2 separate regions of the Homo sapiens genome follow, and region 2 is linked to region 1. Evidence: read pairs that join two places in POLR2A ChIA-PET (ENCODE). Cell type or tissue: MCF 10A. All regions are shown on one strand. Each heading gives the region's core, and the rest is flanking DNA. Links, peaks and the distances in the headings are about the cores only.

The links. ChIA-PET counts read pairs that join two places held together with the same protein. Peaks named below come from ENCODE experiments on the same cell type or tissue, not always from the same donor. Only the 100,000 strongest peaks of a DNase experiment are listed, where the experiment ranks them.
Region 2: POLR2A ChIA-PET joins it to region 1 with 5 read pairs; 5 of 35 experiments call an interaction of 5 or more read pairs at or near these places.

Annotation. Positions count from the first base shown.
Region 1 is chr14:74,751,366-74,758,625 of GRCh38, reverse strand. No RefSeq gene overlaps it. Among named protein-coding and RNA genes, the nearest start is that of YLPM1, 8.3 kb to the left of the region's middle. In MCF 10A, for the core only: no CTCF peak of the experiment used is centred there; no DNase peak of the experiment used is centred there.
Region 2 is chr14:74,496,813-74,502,436 of GRCh38, reverse strand. LTBP2 (latent transforming growth factor beta binding protein 2) reads left to right here. Exons shown (of 36, transcript NM_000428.3): 35 at 847-996; 36 at 1,408-4,254. The coding sequence ends at 1,553. ISCA2 (iron-sulfur cluster assembly 2) reads right to left here. Exons shown (of 4, transcript NM_194279.4): 4 at 5,331-5,624. Among named protein-coding and RNA genes, the nearest start is that of ISCA2, 5.9 kb to the right of the region's middle. RefSeq lists a silencer at 1,357-1,651 and an enhancer at 1,338-2,333. In MCF 10A, for the core only: CTCF peaks have their summits at 94 (motif pointing left), 889 and 1,099 (motif pointing left); a DNase peak (open chromatin) is centred at 1,056.

The sequences.
Region 1 (7,260 bases), core at 2,657-5,156:
CATGATCTCGGCTCACTACAACCTCCACCTCCTGAGTTCAAGCAATTCTGCCTCAGCCTCCCGAGTAGCTGGGATTACGGGAACACGCCACCACGGCTGGCTAATTTTTGTATTTTTAGCAGAGACAGGGTTTCACCATGTTGGTCAGGATGGTCTCCATCTCTTGACCTCGTGATCTGCCTACCTCAGCCTTCCTCAGTGCTGGGATTACAGGCGTGAGCCACTGCATCCGGCCACAAATATACTATTTATATACAAACAAATAGTAGCACCATCACAGCTCACTGTGGCCTCAACCTCCCTGGCACAAGTGACCCTCTCGCCTCATCCTCCCAAGTAGCCGGGACTACTACTTACTGTGCACGGCACCATGCACAGCTAATTTTTGTATTTTTTGTGGAGGCAGAGTTTCAGCATGTTGCTCGGGCTGGTCTCAAACTTCTGAGCTCAGACGATCTGCCTGCCTAGGCCTCCCAATGTGCTGGGTTACAGGTGTAAGGCACCATGTCTGCCCATACTGGCAGTATTTGTAATAGCTGAAAATGGAAAAAACAACCCAAATATCCACCTACACTAGAATGAATCGTCAAATTGTGGTACATTTATACAATGGAATACAAAACAGCAATGAGAATGAGTGATCTACAACTATGTGCAACAATGCAGATGAACCTCACAAACAATATTGAGCAAGAAAAGCTACGAAGAAAAGAGTATATACTGTATATTTTCATGTATATAAGGTAAAATAATAAAACTGATTTATACTGTTAGAACTCAGGATAGTAGCTACTCTTGGGAGAGAGGGATAGTGACTAGAAGGAGGCACAAAGGGGACTTCTGATAATGCTCCATTTCTTGATCTGCATGCTAGTTACATAGATACATTCAGTTTGTGAAAAATTCATCAAGCTGTACCACTTATGATTTGTGCATTTTCCCATATGCTATAATTTAATAAATGTACCTTCATGAAAATGTTGAACAATAGTAGTTCAGAAGAATATTTATTGTACAATTAACTTTACATATATTTCAAAAATAAGCAAACAAATTAAAATGTTAGAAGTGAGGGTAGTAGTTGCCTTTGGGAAGAAGGGAAAGAGTAGGCCTGGTGGCGAGAGACATGAGTGGGTTTCTAGGGTGCTGACAATGTTCTATTTCTTTCTTTTTTTTTTTTTTTTTTTGAGATGCAGTCTAGCACTGTCACCCAGGCTGGAGTACAGTGGCACATTCTCGGCTCACTGCAACCTCCACCTCCCAGGTTCAAGTGATTCTCCTGCCTCAACCTCCTGAGTAGCTGGGATTACAGGTGCCCACTACCATGTCCAGCTAATTTTTTTATTTTTAGCAGACATGGGGTTTCACCATGTTGGCCAGGCTGGTCTTGAACTCCTGACCTCAGATGATCCACCCACCTTGGCCTCCCAAAGTGTTGGAATTACAGGCATGAGCCACTGCGCCCAGCCAATTTCTTGAACTAAGTGGTAATTTCACAAATATTTTCTTTGTTAAAACGTATGGAGCTGTACATTTATCCCTTGTGCTTTCCTGTCTGTGTGCTGTATGTCACAATTTTAAAAAACATTTTAAGCTGGGTGCAGTGGCTCACACCTGTTATCCCAGCACTTTGGAAGGCCGAGATGGGCCAATTGCTTGAGCTCACAAGTTCAAGACCAGCCTGGGCAACATGGCAAAACCCCATCTCTACAAAAAATACAAAAATTAGCCAGGCATAGTGGTGCATGCCTATAGTTCCAGCTATTCCAGAGGCTGAGGTGGGAGGATGGCTTGAGCCCAGGAGGCAGAGGTTGCAGTGAGCTGAGATTACACCACTGCACTCCAACCTGGGCAACAGAGTGAGACCCTGTATCAAGAAAAAAAGAAAAAAGTTTTGAAAAAAAAAAGGTGGGAAAAAGAAAAAAAAGTGATGGTAGTGGAAGACAGAGAAAGGTAAGATTAGGTGGAGGTGGGTGGAAACTCTTCTCTTGGCCTTTTCCTTTCCCACTTGGCCTGATAGCTTAAGGCTCTCAGGTCCTCTAACCAGATCCCTGCCCTCAACACAAAGGGTCTTTCAGCACCTAGTTGGGAGACAGCACCACTGTTTAAACAGGCCCTTTCACATTCCCCTCATTGTTTCAAGATAAAGTTAGGCATTGTTCTAGATGCCATGGGGATCCTATCCCCTAGAATCTTACTCTCGGGGAACTAACATATACTTCAGCCACTCAAAGTTTCTAGCCTGCACAATTATTTTTCAAAGATCATAGTCATTTTTGTTTTTTGTTTTTTTTTTGGAGATGGAGTTTTGCCCTTTTTGCCCAGGCTGGAGTGCAATGGCGCGATCTCGGCTCACCGCAACCTCCACCTCCCGAGTTCAAGCGATTCTCCTGCCTCAGCCTCCCGAGTTGCTAGGATTACAGGCATGCGCCACCACCCCGGCTAATTTTGTATTTTTAGTAGAGACGGGGTTTCTCCATGTTGGTCAGGCTGGTCTTGAACTCCCTACCTCAGGTGATCCACCCGCCTCGGCCTCCCAAAGTGCTGGGATTACAGGCGTGAGCCACCGCGCCCAGCAGTCATTTTTGTTATGCAGAATCCCCGTCTCCAAAAAATTTGTTCTTTTTTTAAGTTTTTTTTTTGTTTGAGACGGAGTCTCGTTCTGTTGCCCAGGCTGGAGTGCAGTGGCGCAATCTCGGCTCACTGCAGCCTCTGCCTCCTGGGTTCAAGCGATTCTCCTGCCTCAGCCTCCTGAGTAGCTAGGATTACAGGTGTGCACCACCAGGCCCAGCTAATTTTTGTATTTTTAGTAGAGATGGGGTTTCACCATGTTGGCAAGGCTGGTCTCAAACTCCTGACCTCAAGTGATCCACCGGCCTTGGCCTCCCAAGGTGCTGGGATTACAGGTGTGAGCCACTGTGCCAGGCAATTTTTAAAAAATTAATTAATTATTATTATTTTTTTTTGAGATGTCTTGCTCTGTCGCCCAGGGTGGAGTCCAGTGGCACAATCTCAGCTCACTGCAACCTCCGCCTCCCGGGTTCAAGCAATTCTCTTGCCTCAGCCTCCCGAGTAGCTGGGATTACAAGCATGAGCCACCTTGCGTGGCTAATTTTTGCTTTTTGTTTTGTTTTAAGAGTCCCACTCTGTTGCCCAAGTTGGAGTGCAGTGGCACAATCTCAGCTCACTGCAACCTCCACCTCGCGGGTTCAAGCGATTCTCCTGCCTCAGCCTCCCGAGTAGCTGGGATTACAGGCATGCACCATCACGCCTGGCTAATTTTTGTAGTTTTAGTACAGACAGGGTTTCACAGTGTTGGCTGGGCTGGTCTCGAACTCCTGACCTCAGGTGATCCACCCACCTCGGCCTCCCAAAGTGCTGGGATTACAGGCTTGAGCCACTGCATCCGGCCAATTTTTGCATTTATAGTAGAGACGGGGTTTCACCATGTTACCCAGGCTGGTCACGAACTCCTGAGGTCAGGTGATCAGTCTCCCAAAGTGCTGAGATTATAAGCATGAGTCACTGCACCCAACCTCCTTTTTAAATTTTTTTTAGAGACAGGAGCTCACTCTGTTGCCCAGGCTGGAGTACAGTGGCGCCATGACAGCCACTGCAGCCTTGACCTCCTGGGCTCAAGTGATCCCACAGCCTTAGCCTCCAGAGTAGCTGGAACTACAGGCATGCGCCACTATTCTTGGCTAATTTTTTAACTTTTTACTTTTTGGTGGACATAGGGTCTCACTATTTGCGCAGGCTGGTCTCAAACTCTTGGCTCCAAGGAATCCTCCTGCCTTGGCCTCCCAAATTGCTGGGATTACAGGTGTGAATGACCACATCCAGTCCAAAAAATTCTTTAAAGGAAGCCTCATTGTTGGTATAATGCTCTCCTCATGACAGCTTAGTAACATTGACTTCACATTATAAAGACCAACCCAGCCCATTTTTCAGAGATTAATTTCACCAATCCAGAACATGAAAAGTAAAGAACAATAAAAATATAAAGTGCTCTGATTCAGAATGGTCTAAAAGATGAGTTGAAGCACAAATACACAGAAGGTTTTGTGTGGGAGACCCCAGAGAAGTCAGCTGCCAATTGTCAGTTCTGTCAAAGTCAACTACCATTAGTCTCCTTCAGACTAGGTTTATAACCTAGCTGCATTTCTTACTTGTTACATTTCATTCTTAGGGTTACTAGAGTGATTTGAATGAGGCCTCTAAGAGGACGTGACATTTTATTAGCTAGTGGTTTGAGGACATATTCTGACTGGCTGGTGGTTTACATACCATTCTCTGGAATAAAACCTCTGCTAGCTCTTGTAGCTTATGCAATTGGAAACAACAGGATCTAGATGCAGATTAACTGCTATGGGGTCTACCCTTAGGCAGGCATTTCACCAGGATTCTCGATGGGTTGTGTCCAGACTCAGAGTAACCTGGTCATATATAACCTTGGCAATATTCATGCTGTGCTTCTTCCCTTCCACCGTCAAGGCTCTGGATGCTGGAAGAAACAAGGTTCAACTCTTTTTTTTTTCTCCCTAAGCCACTGAATGCCTTCTTAGATATATGGGATGATAGTGAGAGAAGGGTTCTGAAAGAAGGAGCCTTCAGTGCTCCCCTTCAGCTTCTATAGGGAAAGGGCTGGGCACTCTGATCTAAATTCTACTACTATATTGAGGAAAATGTAACATTTCAAGAAAAATAATTTAGGTACTATTAGGAAGAAGGAGTGGATGTGGGCAAGCAAAAACAATAAATATTCACTACCCTGGGGAAGGGGCCTTCATTGTCAGGCAAATGTGTTCAAATACAGGGACATAAAAAGGAATTTGGAAGTATAGACCAAATGCAAAAAGAACATCATCAAAAAGATCTCGAGTTTGGGAAGCATACCTTCTAAGGAGCATGCTTCCTAAGGTCATGACCCAGAAGTGATGCATATTACTTTCAGCCACATCATCTTGTCTATGATTTGGTTGGGCATGCCCAGCTGCAATCCAGGTGAAACTCATTAAATCTGTTATTAAAGGAAGAAGGGGAAAGTAGATCCTGGGACAACTGGCAGTATCTACCACACTGACAATACCAAGTTCTAATGAGGTTGTGGAAAAATTGAAATTCACATGTACTGTTGATGGGAGTATAAATATATACTTAGAGTAATTTGAACTGGGTGCAGTGGCTCATGCCTGTAATCCCAGCACTTTGGAAGGCTGAGACAGGCACATCACCTAAGGTCAGGAGTTGGAAACCAGCCTGGCCAACATGGTGAAACCCCACCTCTATTAAAAATACAAAAATTAGCTGGGCATGGTGGTGCATGCCTGTAGTCACAGCTACTCGGGAGCCTGAGGCAGGAGAATCACTTGAACCCGGGAGGCGAAGGTTGCAGTGAGCTGAGATCGCACCACTGCAGTCCAGTCTGGGCAATAGAGCGAGACTCCATCTCAAAAAAAAAAAAAAAAAAAAAAAAGGCTTGAAAAGATGAGCTAAGAAAACACAGATCCGAAAAAGAACAAAACAGAACTTCTAGTAGTAAAAAATCTAACTGAAAGAAAAAACCAAATGAGTGAATTTAACAATTTAGCAGCATATTAGACAAGGCTGAAGAGAGAATCAGAAAACTGAAAGATAGAATTCAGGAAAGATCCAGAATGCACACAAGAGAAGAAAATGGCAAATATGTAAAAGAGGTCAAAATATTTAGAAGATTGAGGCCAGGTGTGGTAGCTCATGCCTGTAATCTCAGCACTTGAGAGGCTGAGGTGGGCAGATCACTTGAGGCCAGGAGTTTGAGACCAGCCTGGCCAACATGGTGAAACCCTGTCTCTACTGAAAATACACATTTAGCTAGGCATGGTGGTATGTACCTGTAATCCCAGTTACTCAGGAGGTGGAGGCACAAGAATTGCTTGAACTTGGGAGGTGGAGGTTTCAGTGAGCCAAGATCACGCCACTGCACTCTAGCCTGGGTGACAGAGCAAGACTCCAACTCAAAAATAAAATATATATTACATATATATTTATATATATAAAGATTAAGTGAGAAGATCTAACAATTTTATTTTGTGCTTTTTCAGTTGTTGCACCTGTCTTTTTTTTTTTTTTTTTTTTTGAGACAGAGTCTTGCTCTGTCTCCCAGGCTGGAGTGCAGTGGCGCTATCTTGGCTCACTGCAAGCTCCGCCTCCTGGGTTCATGCCATTCTCCTGCCTCAGCCTCCCAAGTAGCTGGGACTACAGGCGCCCGCCACCACGCCTGGCTAATTTTTTTGTATTTTTTAGTAGAGACGGGTTTCACCATGTTAGCCAGGATGGTGTCGATCTCCTGACCTCGTGATCCACCCATCTCGGCCTCCCAAAGTGCTGGGATTACAGGCGTGAGCCACAGTGCCTGGCCTTCTTTTTCTCTTCTCTTCCTCTCTTTTAGATTGCTAGTTTCTTATTTATTGATTGATTGATGTAATTTGGCTCTGTGTCCCCACCCAAATCTCATGTTGAATTGTAATTCCCAATATTGGGGGAGGGACCTGGTGGGAGGTGATTAGATCATGGAGGCGGACTTCTCCCATGTTCTCATGATAGTGAGTGAGTTCTCATGAGATCTGCTGGTTTAAAAGTGGGTGGCACTCCCCTATTAGCTCACTGTCTCTCTCCTGCTCTGCCATGGTAAGACGTGCTTGCCTCCCCTTCACCTTCTGCCATGATTGTAAGTTTCCTGAGGCCTCCCCTCACCATGCTTCCTGTACAGCCTGCAGAACTGTGAGTCAATTAAACCTCTTTCCTTCATAAATTACCCAATCTTAGGTATTATAGATTTTTATAGCAGTGTGAGAACAGACAGATACATTTATTTATTTTTATTTTTTATTTTTTTTCTGAGATGGAGTTTCACTCAGTCGCCCAGGCTGGAGTGCAGTGGCACAATCTCGGCTCACTGCAACCTCCGCCTCCTGGGTTCAAGCAATTCTCCTGCCTCAGCCTCCTGAGTAGCTAGGATTACAGGCGCCTGCCACCACGCCTGGCTAATTTTTTTGTATTTTTAGTAGAGACGGGGTTTCACCATGTTGGCCAGGCTGGTCTCAAACTCCTGACCTCGGGTGATCCGCCTAGGCCTCGCAAAGTGCTGGGATTACAGGCATGAGCCACCATGCCTGGCCATTTATTTATTTACTCATTTATTTGAGACAGGATCTTACTCTGTCACCCAGGCAGGAGTGCAGTGGCAGGATTATAGCTCATTGCATCCTCAACTCAGGG
Region 2 (5,624 bases), core at 1-2,500, 250 kb after region 1:
GGTACAGGACACTGCCCCTGTCCCAACCTACAAGCTTCCTGTGGGGACTGAGAGAGAGAGAGAAAGCTGTTCACTGCAGTCTTTTTCTCCCTCCACGCCACCTACAGGCTGCAGAATAACCTGCTCTAAGGACACCCAGCATTCACACTTGTGACCTGAAGTGTGGATTAAGGTTTTCTAAGGACTTTAAAGGCCCACCGTGATGACTCGGTTTGTGAATGGTGCGATCCAAACACTCAGGCCTTGGAGTCTAATGAGGAAGTCAAGCCTAGCACTGTGCCATGCACACGGTACCCACCACAGGCAAAGCTACCACATCAGACTAAAACCATACCTCTGGGTAGGGTGTGGCCTTTTCCATGGGGTGGAGGGGTGCTTAGGGAGTGAAGAGGGTTAGGTAGATCTGGTCAATGTTTTGCTTTGTGTTGAGTGAGGCCCCTCTGCTACCAATTGTTCCCCACTTCCCAAAAACACGATGTGAAGGTTTAAACAAAACACCTCACCCCTTCCCCACGCCCAAACCCAAAAACTATGTAGCAACACACTCCTCGACCACCCAAACCCCAGCAGGAGCCGGGCATTGTGGAAGCAGCGAGTCTCAGCCTCCCTGGAGCCCTCATTTGAAGCCCAGAGCACCTCTCCCCATCTAAAATGACACATACTTTTTTTTTCAAGAGTACTGCCTTTTGTTCTAGCATCTTTCCACAAGAATTTTATGATCCTCTCTGCCCCCACCCCCACAGTTCCACAGGGGCACCCTTTGTCCAGAAGGGCGAGGGTCCCAGCATTAGGGAGAGTCTGGACACAGCCCTCAGCCTCCTCCTCTCTCCGATTTCCTCCTCCCAGAGCCCCCAGCCGGCTTCGAAGGGCTTCAGGCGGAGGAGTGCGGCATCCTGAACGGCTGTGAGAATGGCCGCTGTGTGCGCGTGCGGGAGGGCTACACCTGTGACTGTTTTGAGGGCTTCCAGCTGGATGCGGCCCACATGGCCTGCGTAGGTAAGTGCAGAATTCTGATGGAGGAGTCAGGCTGGCCCACTGCCCACAGAGACGCCTGAACTCAGGAAGGCTGGAAGAGCCACTGCTGCCTCCTAGTGGGGCTGTCTGCATCAGGCTGGAAGGGAAGAAAGCGCCAAAGGAAGGTTTAATTATGTGCTTTAGAAAGCCCCTTCCGTGCAGGTTCCCAGACAAAAGACAAGGACAAGAGAGCACGGTCTTGGGCATGGTATGAGCTTGCTGCCCCCTGCTTTGTCCTTGAGTTGCTTGGTTTTGGGAAGTGACTTCAGCCTCTGGCTGTCACACTTAGGGTTTCACTCTAGGGCAGTGGCCAGGGCTTACTAACCAGAGAGGTGGAGGCAGCCAGCAGAGGCACCTGGGCTCCCTACAGCACTCTCCTTTGTTTCCTCTTAGATGTGAATGAGTGTGATGACTTGAACGGGCCTGCTGTGCTCTGTGTCCATGGTTACTGCGAGAACACAGAGGGCTCCTACCGCTGCCACTGCTCCCCGGGATATGTGGCTGAGGCAGGGCCCCCCCACTGCACTGCCAAGGAGTAGCAGTCAGGGGTCAGTGTGGCAACTACCTGGAAATGGCCTCCAGTCACAGGCAGGGGCCTTGAGGATGATTTCCTAGCTGGGAAGACACCGTGACATCAGGCCAGAGGTTTCCAATCAGCCTTGCCTGCTTTCATCTCTCCCAGCTTAGCCTCTGGCTGTAAGCTTCGGTCATTGCCTCCATGCCCTTGCTTGGCTCAAGCACCACCAATCGCTTTAATGCTTCAGCCACCGCATGAGGCCCTGTCCACCACCTTTCCTGGCCTTGCTATGGGATGCTTACCAAAGGATGGCCCTCATCCACCCTCCCAAGCTGTGCGAGCATGCAAGGCCCCATGGCCTCACACTGCAGACACCCCTTTCCAGCCACAATCCACCATCATCCTGACGATCCCACAACTGGGACAGAGGCTACATCTGCCCTAGGGAGGTCCTTCAGAATCTGTGGAGCAAGAAAGGATTTGGGGAAGCTTGGGGACTGACTCCAGAGCCCCCTCCTAAGAACCATCACCACCACTCAGCCAATCTGTTCTGGGCCCTGATTTTGCCACACCTCCATCCTGTAGCCCATTCTCTGACCCCAAGGAGTGGCAGAAGATCCCTTCACTCAGAGAAGCAAGGCTGATATTAGCTTGTTGAATGTAAGAGACACAAATGAAGAAGAACAAAGAGCCTGAGAAAGCAGCAAGAGGACATGATGAAAAATACGTGGAGTTGATGAGAAAGGGGAGCCAAGGCTTTATACGTCTAAAGAAAATATTCAGTAGCTGAATCCGCCCAGTGATAGCCTGTGGGCACCAGCAGCAAGGGCTGCCATGGGATACAGCACCCATCTACAAAGACCTCTATTACATAAACACTGCTTCTTACAGGAAACAAACCTCTTCTGGGATCTCCTTTTGTGAAAACCAGTTTGATGTGCTAAAAGTAAAAAGTCTATTTTCCAGTGTGGTCTTGTTCAGAAGCAGCCAGATTTCCAATGTTGTTTTTCCCCTCCACTCAGAAACCCCTGCCCTTTCCCTTCAGAAAACGATGGCAGGCATTCCTCTGAGTTTACAAGCAGAGACTCACTCCAACCCAAACTAGCTGGGAGTTCAGAACCATGGTGGAATAAAGAAATGTGCATCTGGTCTCTTCTGTTGTTTTTATTTCATATCAGATTAAATTTCTTTACCATGTTGGCTAAGTCTAAATATTAGAGATGAGGCTGTGCCTACTCCCTGGCCAGCTCTGCTGATAGCCTATGATGGGTTCCAATGGGAAATGACTCTTTACTATTAAAAGACAAGGAAAGCTCTGACTTCGTACTTCTCTGATGAATGGCAATGTAAATGAACAAGGCTCCATGTGACTGGAGCATGGAAGTGAATGCTACTTTCTTAATTTAATCTGCCCTGTCCTACCTGCTCCTCTGATTGTTAGCCATCACATAACTTATTGAATGCTTGCCATGTGCCAGGCACTGTGCTGAGTGCCATACATACATTTCATTTAATTATCCAATAATCCTACTTACTATTGTTTATTCTCAATTTACAGGTGAGGAAACTGAGACATAGAAAGCTTAAATAATTTGCTCTAGGTCCCTATACTAATTGAGATGTTTTCAGCAGACAAAAATAAGTCACTCTTACGCATGTAAAAATATTCTTTCACTCATAATAAAAGAAATGCAACTTAAAACCATACTGAGATCCTTTTTAAAACTGTCAGATTGGCAAAGATCAAAAAGCTTGTTAAGACTCCTAGCTGGCAAGCATGTGGGAAATAGGTACTCTCATAACAGCTGACAGAAGTACATATTGAAGAGGACAATATGGCAATGTCCTTCAAAATTATAAAAGCACTAACTCTTTGATCCAGTAGTTTCCACTTCTAGGAACTTAACCTTCAGATATATTTTCACCAGATATAAAATGACATACGTAAGAAGTTATTACTGCATCATTTGTAATAGCTAAAGATTAGAAACAATTAATTGCTATGGAACCCTTAAAAAAGGTGGCTCTAAATTCCTTAAGAAAGATATCCAAAACAAATTAAGGGGAAAAGGGAGGGTTGCATAACAGCATGTAACATAACACTATTTGTCTAAAGAATGGGGAAAGAGAAGCGGTTGTCTGTTCACCTCATCCTTGCCACTCCGCCTTATACCTCACCATCGGAGAACTTACCATCCCCCAAATATATCCTGCTGGCACTACACCTTCGTAACTGCTGTTCCCACTGCCCCCACAACACTCCAATCTCCACCTTCCTGCCAACCTTGAGATATTGTATGCATATATACATATTTCCTTTGTTTAAAATACAAATAGCATACTATGCATGCTGTTCTGCACTTTGCTTTTTTTTTATACTTGCAATTAGAGCTGCCTCATTTCATTTTACAGCTGTATACTATTCCATTGAATGGATAAACCATAATTTATTTAATCAGTCCCTCACTGACAGACGTTTCCATTGTTTCCTGTCTTTTGCTATAAATAATGCTGTAATGAATATTCTTGTGCATATTTCACATTAATTTATGGGATTACATCTGCAGGATAAATTCTTAGAACCAATGGTGGTTTGTGGGGAGGGTGACAGGGTGGATAGGTACAGGATTGGGAGACTTTTCACTGTATCTCCTTTTGTATTTTTTTGAATTTTGTACCATATGTATCACCTATTCAAAAAAAATAAAATATTTTTAAATACAGTTGCTGGCCAAAGATTGCTTAAATGCTCCTTCTCTTTATATATTTATCTGACTATAATTTACAACTAAAGCCAGGTGCTAATTATGTCAAAATTCCTTAATGCAAATTTGTCAGGCAGCCCTGTGGCATTTTTATGAAGAGTGGAAAATACGGATTTTAAAAGAACGATCATAAACATCAATGCTAGATAGGAAGAAAAATAGAAGAGATTCCTTCCTTTCAGACAAAACATGCAGTGAACAGTGTTAGGCCCTGCCCAAAGCCAGCTGCACAACATTAGCTTGGGTCCAGATTTCAAGGGAGAGCTGTACCACCACGATCAGTGCTGCCCACTTCCCTATACCAGGTTGATCCTGCCAAATGCCACCCCTGCACTCTAATGCTTTATAACAAACGACAAAACAACAGAGCTCGATTCTCAGAAGTTACAGAAAGAAGAGTCTCTTCCTGAACACCTACTTTAGTAGTCCTTCCTAATCTTTTACTTCTCAACTTCTTTCCTCCTATCCCTTGTAATCACTCAACATTCCCATACGAAGAAACTATGGGTGGGCCAGGCATGGTGGCTCGTGCCTGTAATACCGGCACTTTGGGAGGCTGAGGCAGGAGGATTGCTTGAGCCCAGGAGTTCGAGACTCCTGTGCAACATGGTGAAACCCCATCTCTACAAAAAATACAAAAAGTAGCTGGGCTTGGTGGTGTGCACCTGTAGTCCTAGCTACTTGCAGGGGCTGAGGTGGGAAGATTGTTTGAGCCTGGGAGGTAGAGGCTGCACCTCTGCACTCCAGCCTAGGAGACAGATTGAGACCCTGCCTCAAATAAAAAGAAAGAAACTAAGAGTGGATGGGACACATAATTTACATACCCTTGGTCACTCTCATCACATAACTCAAGTATGGTACCACAATAAGATCTGGGCATTGACCAAGAGACCTTCTCTTTGAAAAACAACATAAAGTCTCCACCAATGGAGACTTCCTGCTGCCACTTCTGGTTTCCCAATGAAGCTTTCTCAGTGTGAAGTAACATGATTTTCCCAAATCCGCCTTTTTTTTTTTTTTTTTTTTTTTTGAGACAGAGTCTCACTCTGCCACCCAGGCTGGAGTCCAGTGGTGCAATCTTGGCTCACTGCAATCTCCACCTCCTGGGTTCAAGTGATTCTCTTGCCTCAGTCTCCCGAGTAGCTGGGATTACAGGTGTCCACCACGCAGTTAATTTTTGTATTTTTAGTAGAGATGGGGTTTCACCATGTTGCCCAGGCTGGTCTCAAACTCCTGACCTCAGGTGATCTGCCTGCTTTGGCCTCCCAAAGTGCTGGGATCACAGGCGTGAGCCACCGTGCCCAGCCCCAAATCTGCCTTTTTCTAAA